Regions from separate parts of the Homo sapiens genome. Here region 2 is linked to region 1. A link is an interaction called in ENCODE POLR2A ChIA-PET data of the cell type or tissue named here. Cell type or tissue: OCI-LY7. All regions are shown on one strand. Links, peaks and the distances in the headings refer to the core of each region. The heading gives the core; the rest is flanking DNA. Region 1 has its middle 140 kb from the start of ZNF92. Region 2 overlaps ZNF107 (zinc finger protein 107).

Region 1 (4,387 bases), core at 117-4,116:
AGGTAGCAGTTCCCTTTTTAGCCTAAACGCTATTTTTTTTAAAGCTCAGCCAAGAGACTCCATTGTAATTTTCAAATGTGTGTAACTTAAATTCTCATATTAAATACCACTATGCTTAAATTAGTCAAAACATTTTCCCCATCTACAACTCTATCTTTTCACTGCAATCATTTTCACAAAAGTGACTGCAGCTAACAGACCCTAAAAGGGGAAAATCTAGGGTAGGTTATCTGATCTAGTTAGTTTTGAAGACAGGATCTAGAGATTATTTCATATGAAATAGGTCACCTGAAATGAAGTGTTTACTGAAAACAGCTTGGATCAGCCCAGTTTTCTACCACTGAACCATGCATTTGGTTTAAAAAACACAACAACTCTGGGGAATATTGGCTGCTTCCAACTGTGTTGAAGGTGTTAAAGAAAAGAGCATAAAAAATGATCATCTGAGGCCTTTATAATCTCTGCTCAAGAGACTAGAGTGTTCCATTCTTAAAGAAACACTCAAATATCTTAATAATCGGGCAAAATCTAAATATCAGAGAGATAATTTTATCTTGAAGGTTGTTAAATTATAATGGTTATTCACTACCTTGCCACGTCTCTGAGTCAAAAATTAGATCTTTGTTTAGGAATCAATGGTACTCTGCAACTTGGAAATAGGAAGATTTTAGAAGACTCAAACATTGACTTTCTTGTGTGCAAAAAAAAAGACGTATTGAGATAAGACAAGTTTTTCCTTGCAAGGATACCTCTAATGCTAATACACCACCTCCCCTAATGTTAATATAGCTTCAAGATCACCAACCAGTGTCAGAGAGCAGCCTATGCAACTACAAATTCAAAAGATGTCGAACACAGGGTCAAGCCTAGAATAAGAAGTCTTAGCTAATTAAGTATGCTTTTTTCCCCAGATCCATATTAACAAAAACTTGGATATGTCAGAGAATGCATTCTAAGTTCACTCAACCTAGGAGGGAGAAACATAATTTTAAATTAAGAGCTGAAGCATTCTTGCCCTAACAAAAAGCAAGGAAAATCAAATATCACACCACAGGCGGGATTTCACAAATTAGTGTCAACATCCAAACCTTAAAATAGGCAAGGAAAATGCAGATTCACAATTAACTCTTGTACTTGTTTTGTTCAGAGAAGAGATGGTTCTGAGAGAATGACAGTGAATTAACCCCAACTGGTTTAGTTGGTACTTTCAATTGCTGCTTCTGATAAACTCCTTTAGCTAGAATAAATTGATTAGGATTTTGGCATGTGATATTAGAGATGGTTATTAATTTTTTCCTCTTATTTGCATTGTTCAATGTAGTAAATACTAGCTGTATATGGCTACTTAAATTCAAATTAATTACAATGAAATGTACTTAAATAATGAATTTTTTAGTCACTGTTGGTTCATTAATGAATATCTTCAGCTAAGATTTCCCAACTAAATACACTAAGAGGTGGCTTAGTTAACTGGTTGTCCACAAAAATTGAGGCTGTTAACTCCTGATATATTCTCTGCAAATAGAATATTCAGTGAGCCTCCTCCTGAAACCAGCAGCCTAGAGATAATTTTATAAATTGGATACAAGTTGGAAATCTATAGTCTTTAAGTTTTTGAAATATCAGCTTCCCAGGGAAGAAAACCAAATTCATAAGATATGTTAGGACAATTTAACTCAAGATGTTCAAAACTGAAATGACATATTCTACAATATGTGATAAAACCACCCCCTAACAACTTAAAGCAAAACAAGGATTGACCTTAAAGACCTGCCTTTTCCTCATCCCCCAGCCAGTTTTCAAATCTTGCATTTTTGAAAGGTTCTTATCCCCCTAGTCTCTTGTTTCTAGACTTTGCACATATTCAAGTTTGTTACGTCTATTTACTGACTTTCCTCTCTTCAAACAGTATCTATGTCTGCCAAATGTGAACATACAAAAAACAAATCAGAATGTGCCATTCTGATTTAAACTGCTTATTAGTTAATACCCTCAAGATAACATCTAGGTTCTTAGCTGCACTGAGTCAAGCCCACTTACATCTTTGTTTTCGGGTGCACTTTTCCTATCACATCACACTCCAGCAATGCCAAGCTGTGCCAGCCTTCTACCTCCTTTCCACTATTTTGCCCCCGCCGAAGCGGCCTTTGAAGCTTTTCGTCCCCCGGCGCCGCGGCTTTTTGCCACCCCGGGTTTTTGCCGCCGCGGCTTTTTGCCCCCGCCGCCGTGGCTTGCTGCCGCCGCTGCCGCGGTTTTTTGTGGTTTTTTACCCCAGCTCCCACTGCTTTTTGCCCCCACCGCGGCGGCTTTTTGCTGGTTTTCGCCCCTGCCGCCGCGGCTTTTTGCCCCCGCCTCAGCGGCTTTTTCTCGCCGCGACTTTTTTCACCCGCACCGAGGCTTTTGCAGCTTTTTGCCCCCTGCCGTCGCGGCTTTTTGCCTCCGCCGCCGCGGCTTTTCGCCCCCGTCGCCGCGGCTTTTGCGGCCTTTTGCCTGGGCCGCCGCGGCTTCTTGCCCCCACCGTCGCGGCTTCTTGCCACCGCTGCTTTTTACCCCCGCCACCGTGGCTTTTTGCCCCCGCTGCCGAGGTTTTCTGCCGCCGCTGCCGCGGCTTTTTGTGGTTTTTTTGCCCCAGCTCCCACTGCTTTTCGCCCCACTCCGCCGCGGCTTTTTCCCCCGCCGCCGCGCATTTTTGCCACCGCGGCTTTTTGCCCCCGTCGCCGCTTTTTGCCGCTGCAGCTTTTTGCCCCCGCTGCCGAGGTTTTCTGCCGCCGCTGCCTCGGCTTTTTGTGGTTTTTTGCCCCAGCTCCCACTGCTTTTCGCTCCCCCCTCCGCGGCTTTTTGCGGCTTTTAGCCCCCGACGCCGCGGCTTTTTGCGCCCGCCGCCGCGGCTTTCTGCTGCCACGGCTTTTTGCCCCCCGCCGCCGCGGCTTTTTGCCCCCCGCCGCCGCGACTTTCTGCCCCCGCCGCCGCGGCTTTTTGCTCCCGCGGCATTTTGCCCCCTGCCGCCGCGGCTTTTTGCCCCCGCCGCCGCTTTTTGCCGCCGCGGCTTTCTGCTCCCGCCGCCGCGGCTCTGAGGGCGGGAGCGGCAGACTCCGCTGCCAGCTCTACTGGCGTCCTGGCAAGGGCAGCGCCGAGGGGCTCTCCCGGCTCGGGGGTTCCTTGCCTAGGCGCCCGAGCCCCGGGCTCCCTGCCTCGGCCGCTGTGGCCTGCATAGGGCGGCACTGCGCGCGGAGGCGATGGGAGAGAAGAAGGAGGGCGGTGGCGGGGGTGATGCAGCGGCCGCTGAGGGTGGCGCAGGGGCCCCGGCCAGCCCGGGGCTGCAGCAGTGCGGACAGCTCCAGAAGCTCATCGGCATCTCCATTGGCAGCCTGCGCGGGCTGCGCACCAAGTGCGCTGTGTCCAACGACCTCACCGAGCAGGAGATACGGACCCTGGAGGTAAGGGGTTTGGGGACCCGGGCTGGGCTCGAGCAGCGGCCCGGACACCTCCCTTGGGGCCCCAGTTCACTCCTGGCCGAGTTGCATCCTTGAGCCCGCGTCGCGCCCTTGGAGGCTTCCCCTCCCTCCTGCACTCGCTGATGCGGCAGCCGAGAGACCCGGGACCAGCCCTCACCTTGGGCAGGATTTGTGGGGCGGGTGCTTGGTGGGAACTGGGATGGAGGCGCTAGGGTCCCGTGGGGCGGGGAGGGTGAGGGTGGGCTGCGCGCGGACATCCCCTTACCCCCGAATTTCCATCTGGTCCGGCCCTCTCATCTTGTAGGTGAGGAAACCAAAGGCCCGAGGGAGAACTGACTTGCCAGGAACCCCTGTTAAGGAGAATTACCAAAGTGTGGTTATTAAAGGAGAACTGAGTTGGGAGTCAGACCTGGAGTCCCACACCCTTGGTTAAGTCATTATACCACCTTGAGTCTGGCCTGTTGACTGAGGGTGAGCCACTCCATCCTCGTCTGATTGTGGGGTCTTGACCTCAAGGGGTTTCGTGCAGGAAGAAGCAAATGGGTTTGCTTTCCTAGCTCTGTCCAGTACCTTAGGGACCCTGAGGACTGAAGCGATTCTTGGAGAGCCATCTGGTGTATGTCATGCGTGGGCCTTTCTTGAAGGTCTGTCTGCCCAGTGGGCTGGCTCAGCCCGAATGAACTGTCTTGAATCTTTGGAGTTGTCTGTGTACTTTTAAGGGCTTCTCATCCTTGCACCAAAAGATCCCCTGGAAATTAGGTGGGAAAACCTTACCTTTTGTGGGGCCTTGTGTTTGTCTTAAAAGTTCATGCACATGGCCAGGTGTGGTGGCTCACACCTGTTATCCTGTCCTGGATCCCTTGAGTCAAAGAGTTTGAGACCAACCTGGACAATACAGTGAGACCCCGTCTCTACAAAAGATAAAATATTAG
Region 2 (4,387 bases), core at 272-4,271, 820 kb after region 1:
CAGGCTGATTCTAAATAGAAAGTGGAACTGCCACAGTGGAGCTCCAGATTACGGGTCCTAATTAGCTAGCTCTTGGGCAAAAGGAAAGAAAAAATACTCTAGTCCAGTATTACATTTTACGGGTAGGTATAATTGTGATCATGACTCTCGATACTTTGTGGCCTTCATCTCTCACCCCTAAGATGCTTGTTTACGCTTACAGAATCTGTCATCAGATTCTATTTACACCTGGATCCTCTCACATAACTGTAGCAGGTCACTGAACAAGATCTGAAAAGTTCTAAGAGCAACACTCTCAAAGGGAAGCTTTAAGATGTCTATGTTGACATCTCACAATGCAGAAAATGTCTCCTGTTGGTTTTCTGTACTTTCTCAAACCAGAGTCTGGCCCTGTCTTGTAAATTCCAGGGAGAGGCCAGACCTTATGTACAGATTCTAGGTGGGAGCAGCCTGCCTCTGCATTTTTGGGTGTTACAGCAAGTGGAGCACAACCAAAGGAGAGATCGCCTCATAGAGGCTGCTCTAGCACATTCTAAATAATATGTCTACTTGAAAGGAAAAAGCTGAAGCTACATGAATATAAGTAGAGAGTTTATTTGAGCCAAGATTGGGAATTGTAACCTGGGATCAAAGATTCATGTTGCCAGGAATCTACACTTTGATTAGCGCAGCTGCAAGTGGATTTGTAAAGGCAAAAAGAGAGGGAAAGAGGGTGGGCTGATACAAAGTTGTTTGTCAGAAACTCTCATTTGTTTACAAAAAAATAAGATTGATTATTGATTGGATAAACATTGTTAAGCTATAGGGTGTGGGTTACAGGATCCAGTGTGTCATTATTAGTTTAATTTATACCTACTTGTGGCAATAGCAAGCAGTTTCAAGAGATAAATTCTTAGCTCAAAGAACAGAGAAATACATAATTGTGGTATTATTTTAATGTCTCTGAACCTTATAACTAAAAGAATTTGCATTTCTCAGATAAAAGGTTTTATTTTTTCCCAAATCTTAAGACCCTGATTCAGAATTTGGAGCTGCAAATTTAGTTCCTGGATGGGTGCAGTAGCAGTAGGTGTCATCCACACATTTGTGGGTATTTTAAGAAGAGGAAGAAGGGGTTGGGTGTGGTGGCTCATACCTGTAACACCAGCACTTTGGGAGGCCGAGGCAGGCAGATCACCTGAGGTCATGAGTTTGAGACCAGCCTGGCCAACATGGTGAAACCCCCCCTTCCACTAAACATACAAAAATTAGCTGTACGTCTTGGTGCGTGCTTGTAATCCCAGCTACTCAGGAGGCTGAGGCAGAAGAATCATTTGAACCCAGAAGGTGGAGGTTGCAGTGAGCCGAGATCATGCCACTGCACTCCAGCCTGGGCAACAGAGTGAGAACCCATGTCAAAAAAAAAAAAAAAAAGAGGAGGAAGGGAAAAAATATGGAGATTCTCATGTCTACTTAAGGCACACGTTACTCTGGGTTTCTGGGTCCCATGATCTCTGAAGCAGTTTCTGGTCTAAAGATACAAGAGTCATTGAAAGAGGTAAAATGGTTAACTGCTGCCCTGTGAAGTATGTAGAAATCTGGCCTAGCTCTCTAGAGGTGACTGTAGAGGACTATAACACCAAATAGACAGAGACACAATTCTGCCTGCATATTTAGGGGACAGCATGCATTTTGCAGCACAATTGTGAGTTGACTGGAAGCCTGAAAGGAAAAGCCTCCTCTGGATTAAAGCTTGGTTGGCACCTTATATGTTTATATCATGTGTGGTAATTCTAGACAGTGTTTGGAAAATATAAATAAAAGAAAAATTTTCTCCAGCTCCAGAGTAACTCCACAATGATAGAACAGAAAGAAAGCTGTTTTATTACACAATTCAACCAGAATGTGACATGCATCACAGTCAATCTGCTTAAGAGATTGCAAAGACAGAAAGACGGTCACAATAATTAGTCCACAAGTAGAAAAATTTACAGCACATGTCATACATAGTTCATCATAAATTCACCTGGTAATTTGGGAGGTCATCCATATATGCTAATTGGTTATAATCAATGACAAAATACACTTTTCACATCTTCATGACAAAAGGTAATTTTGCAACTTAAAGCCAGGTGCCTCCTGCTTGCCGTCTCCTGGTAGCTTGTGTCCTCTCTTGACTCCTACCATCTGCCACTGAGGCAGAGCCCCCAGCACACAGCTCACACCTGGCACCCTATATATAACCCCAACTGCCACAGCAGCACTTCAATGCCACATCAGAGAATGAAGCCTGAGTTGCAGGAGGAGAGCCTGCAGGCCTCCTGGGTAGAATTGCACCTTCACAATAATGGGAATGGGTGCAGTGTTTAAGCCTCAGTTTTTTATTTGTAATGGTGACATGGAAATCACTCTGCTGGATTTCCAGCATGAGTCCATATAGAGATAGCTCCAAGAGTTCTCACTATGACAGCCCACCTCATTAACAGACACCATGGGATAGTAATAGGGCTTCCAAAACAGACACCCAATGCATTCAAGAGAAAAACAGCTCACTCTGAAAATGATTATATTGAGAGGGAAAAAAAAAGAAAAGCATCTTAAGAAAAAAACTCAGATTAGATATGATTGAACAAGTCAGCCAGAAAAACTTCCCCTAAAACACATTTCTCTGTAAAAACCCAAAGTGCACAGCTACCCTCAGTATGAAAAACATGAGCATTATGAATAACGGGGGGCATATTCTCAGCAGAATTTTGTAAGTGTGTGTTACAGCGTGGTCTGGATTGAAGACCCAAGCAGACTTTGTGTGAGCAACAAGGCCGTTTATTCACTTGGGTGTTAGTGGGCTGAATCGGAAAAGGGAGTCAGCCCGGAGGTGTGAGGGAGAGCAGTCTTTACAGGGCAAAGTGGCGGGTGGAAAATTACAACATGGTTTTGGGACTTGTTGACTCAAGAAGTTGATCAACCAGTTGGAACAGAAACCCGTTGTTCTTCTTTTGTGGTTTTTGGTTGTTGCAGGTTTTCTGGTTCCAGGAAGTCTGGAGGCATATGTGCTGGTCACAGAGTTCTTAATGGCCCACCGTCAATAATGGCCTGCTGGCAATAATGCAGCCATATTTGTGGGATATGACATTCCTGTCTTTTTGTTTTAATAAGAAAAGAAGTGGACGGGGTGATGTTTCTCAGGGATTCTTCGAGCGGGACTTGGGGCGGCATGGACTCCTAATTGGGAGAGAGATCTTGGGGTGGGGGTGACATTGAGGGGCAGTTAGGAGTAGCATTTGTCGCATAGATTGATTGGTAATAGCTTGAATGAGATTTTGTAGGAACTGAGAGGCTAGACGGAAGAGGCAGGGTCCAAATAGGAGAAGGAGAATGATGGAAATGAGGGGCCCAGCTATAGGGAGAAGCCACAACGCCCAGCTCCAAAGATTGGTGTTAAAAGTCTGAAAGACATTGTCTGATTTTAGAAGCCTTTTCATTTAACTGCGAGGCAGCATCTCGTACTAGTCCAGACTGGTTGGTGGAAAAACAATCTTCCCCTAAAAAGGTGCATAGCCCACCTTTTTCGACGGTTAGGAGGTCTAAGCCACGGTGGTTCTGCAGAGTTACTGCTGCTAAGGAGTCTATTTGGGATTGGAGAGTAAGGGTGGATTTTGCTATGTCTTGTAGGCTGTCTGAGAGATCCTTTGAGAGTGTATGATAGTAGGACAGGGAAGGGGACAAACCTGCTATTCCAGTTCCTGTGGCATTGGTAACTCCTAGTCCTATAAGCAAGGGTATTATCTGCACAGCCCTATGCTGATGGACTTGGGCTCTGACAGGGACTGGTAAGGTTTGGTTTCCAGGGGCAATGTCAATTTTGGGGCTTAGGAAGATTAGGGTACAGGTGCTTGTCCAGTTAGTGGTGAGGCAGACATAGGTTGAAGTTCCACACAAGAAGAATATGCCTTGGCTGGGTAGGCAGAACTGGCTGTGTATGTTAAAAAGGTGTGTGAATTTGTTTTCATTTTCCCACACCCCTAGGGTACTTGCCAAGGCGGCCCCAGTGAGCGGCTGAAAAGGGATGTTTGGGATAAGCTGAGTGGCTCCCTGTGTTTTATTTTCCCATTGGAGGAAAAATCATTTTGTATCTACTAGGAGCCACTCAGAAGGGTAATCGAAAGAGGGGATAAGGAGGCATTCGTCAGTGGTGGGAGTGCTGCTGCAGGAGGTCCAGGGGTGAATGGTCATGCAGTGCGTATGCCTGCCATTACAAAACCCGGATTGTTTGTTAAGCAGAGAGGTGCTGATGACTTCTGGGGGCTTTGAGAAGCGGACAGGCTGTTTGAATGTAGCTGTTTGGGAGACCTGGAAGTTAATACAGTCAGTTGGGGCTTGAAGCTGCAAGGCGTAGTTGCACTGATGG

Evidence for each region. Peaks named below come from ENCODE experiments on the same cell type or tissue, not always from the same donor. Only the 100,000 strongest peaks of a DNase experiment are listed, where the experiment ranks them.
Region 2: POLR2A ChIA-PET joins it to region 1 with 13 read pairs; 1 of 35 experiments calls an interaction of 5 or more read pairs at or near these places.

The regions. Positions count from the first base shown.
Region 1 is chr7:65,507,828-65,512,214 of GRCh38, reverse strand. It overlaps the pseudogene LOC101929322. Among named protein-coding and RNA genes, the nearest start is that of ZNF92, 140 kb to the right of the region's middle. RefSeq lists an enhancer at 2,030-3,028. In OCI-LY7, for the core only: no CTCF peak of the experiment used is centred there; DNase peaks (open chromatin) are centred at 776, 2,284 and 2,844; H3K4me3 peaks cover 3,601 bases; H3K27ac peaks cover 3,661 bases.
Region 2 is chr7:64,685,284-64,689,670 of GRCh38, reverse strand. All of the region lies in intron 1 of ZNF107 (zinc finger protein 107), which reads right to left. It also overlaps the pseudogene BNIP3P11. Among named protein-coding and RNA genes, the nearest start is that of MIR6839, 8.4 kb to the right of the region's middle. In OCI-LY7, for the core only: CTCF peaks have their summits at 284 and 499; DNase peaks (open chromatin) are centred at 360, 2,210 and 2,950; H3K4me3 peaks cover 3,758 bases; H3K27ac peaks cover 4,000 bases.